Linked DNA regions of Homo sapiens: region 1 is linked to region 2. Evidence: read pairs that join two places in POLR2A ChIA-PET (ENCODE). Cell type or tissue: MCF 10A. All regions are shown on one strand. Each heading gives the region's core, and the rest is flanking DNA. Links, peaks and the distances in the headings are about the cores only.

What was found. ChIA-PET counts read pairs that join two places held together with the same protein. Peaks named below come from ENCODE experiments on the same cell type or tissue, not always from the same donor. Only the 100,000 strongest peaks of a DNase experiment are listed, where the experiment ranks them.
Region 1: POLR2A ChIA-PET joins it to region 2 with 6 read pairs; 3 of 35 experiments call an interaction of 5 or more read pairs at or near these places.

The regions. Positions count from the first base shown.
Region 1 is chr4:53,654,968-53,662,179 of GRCh38, forward strand. No RefSeq gene overlaps it. Among named protein-coding and RNA genes, the nearest start is that of LNX1-AS2, 66 kb to the left of the region's middle. In MCF 10A, for the core only: no CTCF peak of the experiment used is centred there; no DNase peak of the experiment used is centred there.
Region 2 is chr4:53,555,494-53,562,705 of GRCh38, forward strand. All of the region lies in intron 2 of LNX1 (ligand of numb-protein X 1), which reads right to left. Among named protein-coding and RNA genes, the nearest start is that of LNX1, 32 kb to the right of the region's middle. In MCF 10A, for the core only: no CTCF peak of the experiment used is centred there; a DNase peak (open chromatin) is centred at 3,228.

The DNA.
Region 1 (7,212 bases), core at 2,115-6,114, 100 kb after region 2:
AAGGGACATTAAATCTCAGAAATGTGAAATGACAGTGGAGACATTTCCATCTTCTAACTGTGATAAAGAAATCAGAACCTGAGCTAGCTTTCTTTCAGGTCCATTTTCACTCTTATGAGATGCTCAGGGTGAAAATGAATTTATGTTAACAGGAGGGAGAAAATGGTTTCTTTGAACCATTATGACCTGGTTGCTTTCCTTTCTCTCCTCTAATGGTAAACCTTAGTGTACTCACATGTACCTACAAGTGGGGCAGGAAGTGAGGAGCCCAAAGCCCCACCCCAAGGCTTCAGATACTGTTTTTCTGCCAACGATCCCCATATTTGTGTCTCTGGCTCAGACTCTCTTCTGGGCTTCCAACTGCATTCTCAGTGTCTCATAGCCATCTCAAACTCCACACAGCCAAAGCCAACTCATCATCTTCTCTTCCTGCCTCGCCTCATGTTTCCCCATCTCATCCATCTAAATGTTGCAGCCTGGGAGTTACCTCTACAGGGTCCATCCCTCAAGTCCCACATCCAATCCACGAAGTACGTTCCATCAGTTTCACCTTCAAAATTTATATCCATTTCAATCATTGCCCTCTGTTTCCACTCCCACAATGGTCTGAGCCTCTGTCGCTCTTACCTGAATTTCTGCAGTAGTCTCTTCATGAATCTTCTTGCTTCCCTTCTTGCCCCTTGTCCCTCTATCAAATCTGCACTCCACATTCCAGCTGAATTAGACTTTTAAAAAAGTAGGTCAGCTCATGCCATTAGACTATCTAGAGGCGTCAAGGTTCTCCACTGCACTCAGGAGGAAACACAAAACCCCTGGTGTGGCCACTAGGTTTGGCTTAACGTGCTCCCTGCTCACTTCTCCAGCATTATCTCAGCACGCTCCCTTCTCAGTGTACTTGGACCACAGAATGCACCACTAATGGCAGTGTCTTGAACACACCCAGCTTTTCTCCATCTCACAGGCTTTCTTGTTCCTGGACTGGTCTTTACCCTTCCTCTCTCACACACAGACTCTCTGTCTCTTTCTGCCTAACTCACTCTTTCTCATCTTTCAGGTCACAGCTCAAAAGTCATTTCCTAGGGACACCCCACGACCTCGCCCCTTGTCCTCATTTCCTTTGAGCACTTGATACTACATGTAAGTCTATTATTTATTTGCCTATTTTGCCTAATATTTATGTAACTTATAATTTACCCACTTACAGAGACCCCTCCCTCCAAAACAAGGTTTCCTTCCATGAAGTCAGGAGCTAGGTCTATTTTGTCCCCAACTATATGTCCAAGACCTGCCTGCTACACAATACATTCTAAATAAAACAAAATGCTGAACGAAGACATGAATAATTGAATGAGATCATCTTTTTTCTCTCAATTCAGGTTAGTTAAGGAACCTGAGTTTCTTAAATAGTTGTTGAGAGGTACTCACATGTTTTTATTCACATACAGATCTAGTTTTCCCTGTGCAGATGTAGAGAATTAGCAAATAATTGTGGCCTAGAGAATCTACCAGAGTCCTCCTTTCAGAGGAACCACTTTCTGTTGCCTCTGGGAGTGCTGTTCCACAGCGCAGGGAAGAGATGGGGAAGAACCAGAAAATAAAGGCTTCTGGCTTTCCACTTTAGATTTCGTAATTCATTTTCCGTGAAAACGATAGGGCCAAGTGGAAATTGTACTGTTTTAAAAGTTTCTGGGGGCCAGCTCTGGGAAACCAAACATCATTTAGATTTAGAACATCAGTTTATGGGAAGAAATGTGTTCCAAATTCTAACAACCAACATATCCTCCAAAAATGACTCGGAACAAAAACTCTAAGTGGGGAGTTTGCCTGTTTTGTGTTTTAGATGAATTTGTAAAAATACTGTGACTCATCACCAGCCACACCCTCCCCGGCTCTCATCTTAATTTGGGTTCTGGTTAGCATGCATTGGACAACATTGGGAATGCCTCGGAGATAATTTATTCACACTGGAATTTTTTTATTTGCATTGAGGCAGAGCCAGGAAACACTTATTTTCTTGTCCATATTAGGAAGTAGCTTCCGATGCACCAAGAAAGTGCAATATTGAACCATTCTCCTGGCCTCCCTCAAGCTCCAGAGTTAATCCTCCTATTAGGAGTAAAAACCAATCCCATTGGTGAGATTGGGAGCTCCTGACTAATCTGATTGCTGAGATCAGGAGTCCCTGACCAATCAGATTGGTGAGACAGGATGGAGGACATCCTTTCCCAGACCTCTCGCCTGAGCACTAGGGGATTGCATTGAAAAAGCAAGGGCCTCCTTCTCTCGCATGCTGGATTCTGTGTGATGAGACTTGGAGGACATGGAGAGGGTGGCTGTTCAGCCTCCAGTCACCCTGTTTGTTCGTTTGTTTATTTATTTATTTGATGGAGTTTTGCCCTTGTTGCCCAGGCTGGAGTGCAATGGCGGGATCTCGGCTCACTGCAACCTCTGCCTCCAGGGTTCAAGTGATTCTCCTGCCTCAGCCTCCCGAGTAGCTGGGATTACCAGCGCCTGCTACCACGCTCACTAATTTTTTCGTATTTTTAATAGAGACGGGGTTTCACCATGTTGGCCAGGCTGGTCTCAAACTCCTGACCTCAGGTGATCCACCCACCTCGGCCTCCCAAAGTGTTGGGATTACAGGCGTGAGCCACTGCTCCAGGCCATCACCCTGTTTTAAACAGGCTGCGCATGCACAGGGATGCCAGCCCAGCTGAGACAGGTCTCTGCTCTCTTGCTTACGTCTTCTTCCCCGTCACTCTTTTGATTGGTGTAGTCGGACTCTTGCATACCATAGTTCAGAGAGGACGGGATACACCTTTGAGTCATTTTTAATCCAGCTCCTCAGAAAGCTGATACAATCTTTAATATCCCCTATTGGCTCTTTATTTCTGTCCTCAGCCAGAATGGAACTCTCCATCCTCAACCTCCAATTTTCAATCATTTGAATTGTATTTTAAATTGTTTTTTCCATAAACAACTTTGCTATACCTATGTATAAAATGCTTGTGAAAATAAATCTAGTGCTCGTGTTAGAAAGTGTATAGATCAAGTGTTTGCCTAGTTTGCAAAACCAGTGTTAAAACAAAATCTTCCTGCATTCTAGATTTTTCAAGGAAACAGGCAAACTCCCTGAGGAATTTTATATTAAGGGGCTTTGCCATGAAGTCAATCCAGTCAAATGCACGCCCATGTATCTTATCTCTGTAGCTAGCATTTCTGCTCTATACTTTTGTCATCATTTAAATAGTTTTGCAGTGCTTTGCTGACATAGAATTATTCCATCATGTCATTGAAGAGAACCAGGCCTAGAAAGATGTGGTGGCTTGCCCAAAATCACAGTGAGTCTTGGAGCTGGGCACACAAATCCAACATCCAGCTCTCAAATCTGCCCTCTACAAATTCCAAATTGCTTGCAGAGGCTGCAGTTTCCTTCTAAAAACAGTTCTCAGGAAAATTCAGCTTGCTGTTTTGGAGGAAGTGCCATCTTTTTCCTATCTTTATGCCTAAGGTATCTCACTTGATCTTGTCTTGAAGGGGATTTTTGGGCAGAGATGGGGCTAAAAGCCATGAGGATAAATGAAATGAGTTGTTGCATGGAGAAAATCAGATTTTCTTTGCAATGCCTCTAAGTTTTTCATCAGGGTAGGAAGAACATACAGATTTGAACTCTTCACTGTTACAAATTTTAGCCATTTTGAGCAATCTGGTTCGTAGGGGTCAGGAAGATGTCACCTTTATGACACATTCCTTTATTTCATGCCTTTTTAAAAGAATTAAGGACATTTCTCTTTGAAGTAAAACTACCTCCTCCAAGGCTCTGTGCAATGCTGAGTATTGTACATTCTGGGACAGTCATGGCAAAGAGAACCAAGCTGTCATTTATTAGGCAAAGGCTGTGTAGCCTCCTCTAGGATTTTGTTTCCAGCCCTGAGGACACTGTCAACACTTAATAAATGAAGAAAAACAGCAATAATAAATATCATGAATGGAAAGAACAATGTGAAAGGCACTCCAGACTTCTTTTCTCCAGGAAGAAATTTCTGAAGTTGTCTTAGACTTTGGAAAAAATCCCAAGATACTATTAATATAATGGCACTTACCTCTATTTTCAGGGGACAAAATCCTTTAGACTTCCTATTTTGAGAAGGCCTGGTTGATTGCACTGATTAATTAATTGGGTTGGCTGATTTTCCAAACCTCATCGCCATGAAAAAGCAACTGGAAAACATATTCTTTTTACATGTGGAGTTCTCTAAACTGGTTCAGACAGCTGGACCCCATTTTGTGTTTGTTTTTTCAAACAGATTCTTCGTGCTCTAAACCAAATCCAGCTGTATGTACTAATTGCATTTCAGTGACCAGGTTGGATGTTGTCTTTTTGAGAAAATTTCATTTAAAAGGAAAACAGATGCTTCCGCCTCACTGTGGTGCATTATTGCTTTTGTCCCAATGTTATACTTTGTCTGAGAGCATTCATCTGGTAAACCGAGGCTGTGCTGGTGTTCTGTGCATGTCGTACTGTTATAGGCAGACAATTATGCCAGATGGCCTCTAAAGGCTCTCAAATGTGTTTGCACCTCTTTCCTCACACTACTTCCTCATATACATGTGTACACACACGTTTGAAATATCAAGAGAAATTATTTTTTAATTTAAAAAATTATAGAAGTCAAACACTCTCAGTGAAAAAGCTAAAAGTAAGAAGAAAAAAATACTTCAAGTGAATAGTGTAAATTTACCTGCTCCTTTAGTACCCAATAACAATAACACACACATATACGCTCAAATGTGCCCACATACATAACCTTATCCCCAGTCTCTAGGGCTAATCTTTATCTGTCTATGCCACAGATTATTTGCAGCTTGTATTTATTATCTAAGGTTGCATAACAAATCACTCTAAAACTCAGTGGCTTAAAATAACACTAATCGTTTACTATCTCTCACAGTGTTCTGTGGATCAGGAGTTAGGGAGTGGCTTTACTAAGTGGTTCTGGCTTGGGGACTCTCATGAGGTTGTAGCCAGATGCTGGCTGAGGATGCAGTCATTTGAAGACATGACTGGGGCTGGAGGACCCTCTTGCAAGATGGCTCACTCCTATGGCTGGCATGTTGGTGCTGGCTTCTAGTAGAAGCTTCAGTTTATCTTCATGTGGGTTTACATAGCCTGCTTGAATGTCCTCATGGAATGGTGCCTGACTCCCCATAAAGAGTGATCCAAGAGAACAAGGTGGAAGGTGCAATGCCTGTTACATTCTACCCTTGGAAGTCACACATCATCACGTCTACTATATTCTTTGGTCAGTCAGGCTAGCCCTGGTTCAGTGTGGGAGGTGACTACAGAGAAGTACACATTCCAGAAAATAAACATAATTTGGGTCCATTTTAGATGACAGCTACCACAGAGCTCCCATTAAGTGGTGGGGTCTACTTCTCCACTCCTTGAATCTAGGCAAGCCTGACAATGTGCTTTGTTCATAGAAGTTGGTAGAAATGATATGGAATACTATGTCGTCATAAAAAGGAATGAAATTATGTCCTTTGCAGCAACATAGATGCAGCTGGAGGCCATTATCCTAAGGGAATTAACGCAGGAACAGAAAACCAAATACTGCATGTTTTCACTTCTAAGTGGGAGTTAAACTTTGGGTACCTGCGGGCATAAAGATGGGAACAATAGACAATTGGGAATATTAGAGGGGTACTAGAAGGGACAGAGGGGCAAGAGCTGAAAAGCTACTGGGTACTATGCTCACTACACGGGAGATAGGATTATTTGTACCCCAAACCTCAGCCTCATGTAATATACCCATGTAACAAACTTGTTCATGTACCACCTGAATCTAAAATAAATCTAAAGTAAAATAAAATAAAATAAAATAAAAGTTATTTTTTTAAAAAAGAATGGAAAGGTACCAGAACAAATACATAAAAAAGAAATTGGTAGAAATAAAATTGTGGCAATCCCAAGCCACGGCTCAAGATTTGCCTTTTCTGCTTTTCTCCTTGAGGATGAGAGAAAGGCCAGGTAGAAAGAGTTGTCCCAGCTGTCCCTGCTTTGGGGACATATATTAGTAAGCCTAGCCAACACCGTATCTAGCAGAGATGACTTGTCCTAGCTAAGCCCAACCCAAATTGCCAGCCCACAAAATCATAAACAAATAAGTGATTGTTGTTTTAAATCACTAAATTTTGGGGGATGGTTTGTTACACAGCAATAGAAAATTGATACAATACGATAAACAATGGTCTACATTTTGTTGATTTCATATCCAACAATATACTGTGGGTATCCTTTCATGTTAGTATGTATAGCTGTCTGTCATATTTAAAAAATTCCAATATGAAAATTTTATAATATGGAAGTGTCCTAATTTTTAACATATTTGCCATTAGTGGGCATTCAGGTTGTCCATAAAATTTTTGCTACTGCAAGGAATGCTTTAGGAACATTACCTGTTCTGTTACTTGTTGGTTACATTTGTAGAAGTGAAGTTGCTAGGGAAAAGGGATTAGAGATGTCATCAAATATTTGAAGTGTCAAAAATAGCTGTGCCAATTTCCATCACACTAACAATGTATCAAATTTTAAAGGAAAATCCTAAAAGCTCGTTGATGCCCTCTTCCTGAAAATTCAAAGCCAGGCCTTTGTTCAAAGCCAGGAGGTGGTGAAACAGAGCTGGGAGCAGTATAGGACTGTGTGGGACCACTGATTCCTCTGAAGATGTAGTGAGAACAGACCAAGGAACTCAGGGTAGAAATACAAAAGGTAGGTACATGACAGAGGAGTAAATGGAAATGTGGAGGAGGTTGGCTTTTCTCATAGAATCCTGACACTTTTTCTATCTCCAAGAGCTTTTTCAGAAATAAATTTAATAGACAAGACTGCTAACTAAAAGCCTTTTTTAAAAAAGTATTACAATAATCAGTAGTAAATCTGAAGTATTAAAGATAACAGTAGTGGTTAGAGTCTTATACAAATTCAACATTAAGGCCTTAAATCTAACTTGTCAGTCACTTATTTTAGCCAGAGCATTTGCATGGACCCCAGGCCCCCTGGAGGCCCTGTGCGACTCTAGAGGTTCAAATAATGATGCCTAACACCATGTGGCAGATATGATCGAAACGAATCTACATATATTCCTACATGCATTTAATTCACACAGCAGATGAAGAAACTAAGGCATAGTGGAGTAGCTAGGTAATTTT
Region 2 (7,212 bases), core at 1,439-5,438:
TTATTTCCATCTGCCTTGAATCATTGCTTATATCTCTTATGTGTATAAATTTCAGCTTCTCAATTAGACTGTCAACTCCTAGAAAGGAGGTACCATGCCTCAATTCTTATTGCCTGGATTCCTTAGAGAACATGACAGTACCTGAAATGTGTCACTAATTCACTGATTAATTATCCCCAGTAGCATCGGGGAACAGCTGCACAGAATTCTCTCACAAAGCATACACAGCAATTGGAAGCTTCTAAGAAAGTCAGATAAATGTGGAAACACCATCCTGGTAATGGTGATTCCTGGCAAAGTATGATTCCCTAGCATCATACTTTTATAGATTGCTTGTGTCCGTTCAGTTATTCAGCAAAAATGTTGCCTTTGATTTATGTACTTGTAGAAGAGAAAATTTTTAAGTGGTATAAGGACCTTCCTTCAATTAGGCTATAAAACTGAAAGTAAACAAATGGAAAGATTCCTCAATAGCAGGAATCTTTGTGTAGGAATAGCAGGAATCTGTAGTCAGTGGAGTGGTGGCCCCCAAAAGATGTCTACCCAGAACCTGTGAATGTGACCATATTTGGAACAAGGGTCTTGTAGATGCAATTAAGGATCTCAAGATAAGATTACCATGGAGTATCCAAGTAGGCCCTAAATCCAGTGATAAGTTTCCTTATAAGAAGAGGAGAAGGCAAAGAGAATTGAAGAGGACACTGAGGAGAAGGACATGTACAGACAGGTGGAGGCAGAGGTAGAGTTATGCAGCCACAAGCCAAGGAACACCTGCAGCACCCCCCTCCACAAAACTAGAAGAATGCAAGAAAGCATTCTCCCCTATAGCCTTCATAGGGAGCATGACCTTGCTGACACCTTGATTCCAAGCTTCTGGATGCCAGAACTGTGGGAGAATACATTTCTGTTGTTTTAAGACATCCAACTTGGGTTAATTCGTGACAGCAGCCCTAGGAAACCAACATAGCAACGAAGAAGGATAGCGCATGGGAATGGGTGGGCAGGGAAGAATATCATGGCACTGGATTTCAAAGATCCCAACCTCAGCATCCATTGAGAGAGGAATGAGCCTTTTCATAATCTCTGCCATTGTCTGTTTGTCTAGAAAAGCTTCTGCAAGGTCATTATTTCCTCAGAGATGCTCATGATTCAGATTTAAGCTAGACACTTTCTCTTGGATCCTGGAGTTATATTCCAATAAGATGGGACCAGATAATCCTGAAATGCAGAACAAATGATCACTTCCAAGAACCTAGCTGTATTTACCAAAGAGCATCTGCTGTGTTAGACAAATTGGCTGGTCCAGCTAATTACAAAGGAGGCACGGGCTACCACTACATAGTCATGGGTGGTAGCACTATCTAATGTGACCAGACAAGCTTTTCTGATCTGAACTCTATGAACTCTATTTAAAGTCTCTGTTTTCATTTGCCCACTGACTGTAATTTACACATAAGCCAACTCTTGCTATTTTTCCCGTCTGGTTAGGTTCATAAGGAGGAATACATTTTTGCAAATGTTCCAAACACAAGGCACACACAGCAACACTTTTCATATGATTGCTAGAAGTCATTCACATTAGTCTATAATCCTTATTGAAAGCTTACTAACAAAAGGAGCTGGAAAAATATCACTAGAGGTTGGTGACATGAGGCATTTCCTTGCATAAAATGGACATGTGTCATGTAGGAAATTGTCTTTATTTTTCAGAGATGCACAATGATGTATTTAGGGGTGATATGTCATGATGGCTACAATTTGCTCCAGACCATTGCAGCAAGAAATATATGAAGCAAATGTGGCAAAATGTTAACCCATTAAATCAAGGCAATGGAAATATGGGTGCTCAAGGCATGTTTCTTCGTATCCCATAGGTTTCAAAAGCATCAAAAATAAAAATAACATGGATATATACATTTTATACATAGGGTTCTTTTTTTACTGATACTATACCTGTTTTCAGGTATAGAGACTGTCTCAATAAAGGGACGATGCCTGCTTGCAATTATAAATACCCAATAGAGGCAGCAGATCTATGCATACAAATTCTATTCTTAACTGCTCTTCAGTTCTATTTACGGAAGGAAGAGAAGTTACATCTATTGAGGAAAAAGAGTACCCCAAAAAAGCAGCACTGACACTGAAGCAGGAAAAAAAAATGCCTTATTGAGAAAGTACTGCATCTGTTAATATGGGGCTTTTTTGTTAAGTCACAGACAGCTAAGCATGCCGTTTTAAACTGCTGGCAGGGTGCTTTGTCCAAGTGCATCTAGTATGTGTGGAATTTAAAATGGATATATCAGCTAGGGAATGGACTCGGGTCCCACCCCCAACATACTAGGCACATAAACACACAGGCACGGACAGAGAGGGGACTCACAGTTCTGAATACAGGAAGTGCAGGTTGCCCACATTGTCAATGTAGTTAGCAGGACTGAGCCAAGGCAAGACCAGCAACAGAAGCGCCTTCATTCTCCGAGCAGTGTGCTGCCTTCTCCCTGGCCACCTTCTGTCAGCTACAAGGGCCCAAACCAGCCAAGCTCCTTTAAGCAAACCTTGCCATGCCCCCACAATCAGTAGATCACAAAGAATTTGACTGAGAACCTTCAGATTAAGCCACGTTAATAAATCACGGGCCCGTAAGAAGATTATGCTCTCTGATTCTCAGATGAGAGGATGTAGGAACGCAAGGAGCCACCACGGTTGGCGAGAGAGCTTAGGCTGAGAGCAGGCAAGCTGATGCCCAGGAAAGGAACCAGCCCCTCCTGCAGGATGCGGACTGGTTCTTGGGAAGCAGCTGGTACATTTACATCACCGGCTGGGAGCAGACAGGCTGGGAGTTAAAATGTGTTGGAAGAGGACATGAGCATGACACATTCAGACCCCACGGTGTGAATAATTAAATAATGAAAAGCTGCCCTCCAGTTTGCTATAGCGACACTGTAAGAAATTCCCATCTTTGGAGCAGCCTGGAGAGCTGAGCTTAAAGCAAGCATTCACATATTCAGTGGCTGAAATATGAACCAACCCCACCTTCCTCCAGCACCCATCACTGTCTTGACTGCACTGACATATGAAAGAGATGTGACAGTGACAGCTTCCTCGCTAATTTTGAAATCTGGCTCTCGAGAAGAATAGGCTGTGCCATTCTCTGTCAGAATAACAAAGAGCCTGGATAGACATAAAGTTCTGTCCAAACAATGTACAGGTTCCTGTTTGGTGAGGAAATGAGTCACTCCATTCTTCCTTCTCCCTGGGGGGAATGAATTGAGCTCTGAAATCAGCTGTATGACACTTGTTTCATTTAAGCTCTCAAGCCTCAGTCACCTTACCTTTGAAATGGAGCTAATTATGCCTTACCTACCTGGTCTGTCAGGGACTGGGCCACATCCCCTCTTCCAGCTTTAAGATCTGGGATTTGAGACTGCATCACCGGCCTCAACACTAAGACTTCTTTGCAGGCCTAAGCTCTGGAATGCCACAGAAGCCCCCAGGACTCTCGCTTACCCCATATTCAAGAAGATTAAATTCCATTTTGCCAACTCAAGACCAGAATCTTAATAGAAATGGCTCGAAGGGATAATTACATTCATCACATTAATGACAGCCAAGCCATGATAGCAAACTCCACTCCACAGGAAGTAGACCAGAGAAAAGTCTACAGGATGAGACGAGTTGCAATGAACTGCGTAGTCATTAGGAATTTGGCATCAGAGGCAGGGCTAAAGAGTTTAAATACAGAAGACTCTTAGAATGTGCAGATTTAATTTCTACAGTTTAAAGTGCAGATGAACAACCTTGATAAAACATGGGATATAATAATTCATGATTTTGTTGAGGTCCAAATTGGAATTCTATTCTCTGTAAGGCTGCTCTGCAAGAGTGAGTCAGAGCTCATGGAAAGCAGTAGAAAGAAGTTAGGTTTGATATGTAGGTGCTGGGGTTAGAGAAGCTTGAGGTTAGAGTTCTAGCTCTGCTGCATACTAGCTGTATGACAGTAGGCATGTTTGGTTAACCTCTCTGAACTTTCATGTCCTCCCCTGTAAAAGAAAGACAATAGTAATAGTGCTTAACTCAGAGTGCTAGTAAGAAGGTGAAATGAGGCAATGCCCATAAACAACAAAGGGCTTAACGAGTATTAGCTTAATGTTATTGTATTTTATTTTTTTCAGAGATGGGGGTCTTGCTCTGTCACCCAGGCTGTAGTGCTGTGTCACAATTATACCTCACTGCAGTGGTGAACTCCTGGGCTCAAGCAATCCTCCTGCCTCAGCCTCCCAAGTAGCTGGGACTACAGGTGCGTGCCGCCATGCCTGGCTAAAAAAAAAAAAAAAAATTAAAATCTTTTTCAGAGATGAGGGTCCCTCTATGTTGCCCAGGCTGGTCTTGAACTTTTGGCCTCAAGCAATATTCCTGCCTCAACCTTCAAGTAGCTAGGATTACAGGTGCAAGCCACTGCACCTGGGTCTACTGTTACTAATAACTATTAGCGATAGTGAATGAGCCTACTTGGAAGCTTAACAGCTATCTCCAAGAGGTTTTGTTATTCTTTTCTTATCCCTTCTTTCCTCCTATACTATTAGAGAAGTGACATGTTATAGTCTTATCCTAAATATGGAGTTTCACAAAGTCCTGAAACATGCTCTTCTTGGATGTCCACGACCTCCTATATAGATCAGAACTCTTAAGTAGCATGATGTATTATAAAGGTTGTGGACTTCATATTGGTATTGGATTGTATTTCTGACGATCTTGGACATGTCAGATTGCTTCTGACATTTGATACATCTTTTATTAAAAAAGGATGACTGCCCATTCACCACCTTGCATTTAAAGGGGATGAAATTAATTAATTAATGTGACTGCAATATAAACATGAATGTAAGGTTTTCTGTTGTTTTTTATGTTGCTATTGCAACCACTGCTGGTTGCCTATCAAATATTTAACCTCCCCTTCTTCCTTATAACAGAACCCAGGTTTTATTTATGCTGTTACTACATGTAGACCCTCTCACAGATGGGCATCTGTATAACACAATAGTGACTAATGAGGTATGAGTAGAAATTACTGGGTAAGGCATCTCAGAAGGCTCTTTAAAGGAAGGTGTCTCCATTGGCACATTGTATTTTTCCCTGCCTGCCTAATTCTTTCTGCCTGGAACTTGTACATAACACTGAAGCATGCAGCCATTTGAGACCATGAGGTGACAAACTTGAGGATGAAAACTGAACCGATTCCTGCTGGCATCATGTCATGGCAAAATCATAGTAATCCTGGGCTTCCTACCCTTAGACTTTGTATTACATGAGAAAAACAAAACTTCTACCTGGTTAAACCAATATAACACAATTTTCCATTACCTGCCATCTGATGTAATCCTAATTAATACAATCCCTTGGGGCTAAAACCCAACCTCAAATGAACAGAGATTGCTCCATGGCTTCCTTGCCGGTAAACAGCCCTAACTCTAATCTTTGCCCTATTCTTTGCCTGGCTGTCCTGTTTATCCTTAAATGTTATCTCAGATATCACTGATTATCTCCTATTTTCTTGCTTCTTTTCTTTTCACTAAACAAGGTTTATTTAGGGGCCAGGAAAATGTTGGGTTCAGAGTTAGAAGGTCACAGTAAGGATGTATGTCAAAGCACAATTATTATGAGATGCTTAGTCTGGCTAAAATGACCAGCAAGACTAATACATGCTTACTTTTCATAGGTAATAGTCCCCTGTATTTCTTTTCTTTTCTTTTTTTGAGATGGAGTCTCATTCTGTCACCAGACTGGAGTGCAATGGGGCGATCTTGACTCATTGCAACCTCCGCCTCCCAGGTTCAAACGATTCTCCTGCCTCAGCCTCCCGAGTAGCTGGGACTACAGGCATGCACCACCACACCCAGCTAATTTTTCTATTTTTAGTAGAGATGGGGTTTCACTGTGTTGGCCATGATGGTCTTGATCTCCTGATCTCATGATCCGCCCACGTCATCCTCCCAAAGTGCTGGGATTACAAGCTTGAGCCACTGTGCCTGGCCCTCCGTGTATTTTTTCTTTCAATAAAGTCTTCCCCACTTTGTAGACAGCTAGCTGTGTTGTCCTGAACACACTACCCTGGATGGAAGTAAAGGTCAACAGACGATCCAGGTTAGACCTTTGGAGAAGAAACTCCCAGGACACTGGATGCAAAGTTAATCCGGAAAATATTCCCAGCCAGCCTTCAGCCACGTATGTCTTGGGCCAATTACATCACGTTTTCATTCACAGCTCATTTCAAATTATTGAACAATGAACTCTGTATTCATACTAGTAAATACTTGAGGAGGGTCAGTTTTATTATCTTCCATTTTTAGAAAATAAGAGAGTAGGTGCAGCAAACCATCATGACACACATACACCTATGTAACAAACCTGAACGTTCTGTACGTGTATCCCAGAATTAAAAAAAAGGAAAAAGGAGAGAAAGTAAAGGGCAAAGTGAGTTGTCCTATGAAACAATTCACGTATGTTTTCAACTTCTCTCTTTTACCTTTAAAAGGTCATTTCCTTAGAGGCAGAAATCACAACTTATTTTTCTTTCATTCAGGGCCTGACCTATTGTGAATCCTTGCTAAATACTGTGTATGCAGATGATGAGATTACAAAATGGAAATGTGGTCTTGAGCCTAAAATAAGTCTCGCTCAGGATCAAGAAGTAAAAGCTTGGCTTCCACACACCTTCTCATTGAAAGTCTGGGTCAAGAGAGATGAGCAGATGGGCCCTCTCCAGGGGCCCCACTACACACTGGTAATGGCCTCCAGTTAGGAAGGCTGCCATTCAACTCAATAAGTCCATCACCACCCTGGGAATTCTCTACAGTAGACCCATGTGATGGGAGTCTGTAAGCATCTAAGAGGGCAGAAATCAACAGAATTAGCCAGAAGTTTCCAACTGCTAGCTCCAAACTCAGACTTATTCCCATAAAAGAGCTCTCTAGTCTGAAGACAATCAATGATCTAGCCAGTCATGCATACCTACAGCCAGTCCTAAATGTTTTGCTCAAGTATTTATATTTAGTAGACAAGTATTGTTTACAAATGAAACGCATTCTGGAGAAAACAGGCACCAGCTGTTTAAAGATGTGATTCTGTCTGCCTGTACCCTGACTTAAGTCTCCTGTTGGGCAACAGGTGCAGAAATTTCAGTTAGACAGGAGGCATAAATTCAGGAGATTATTT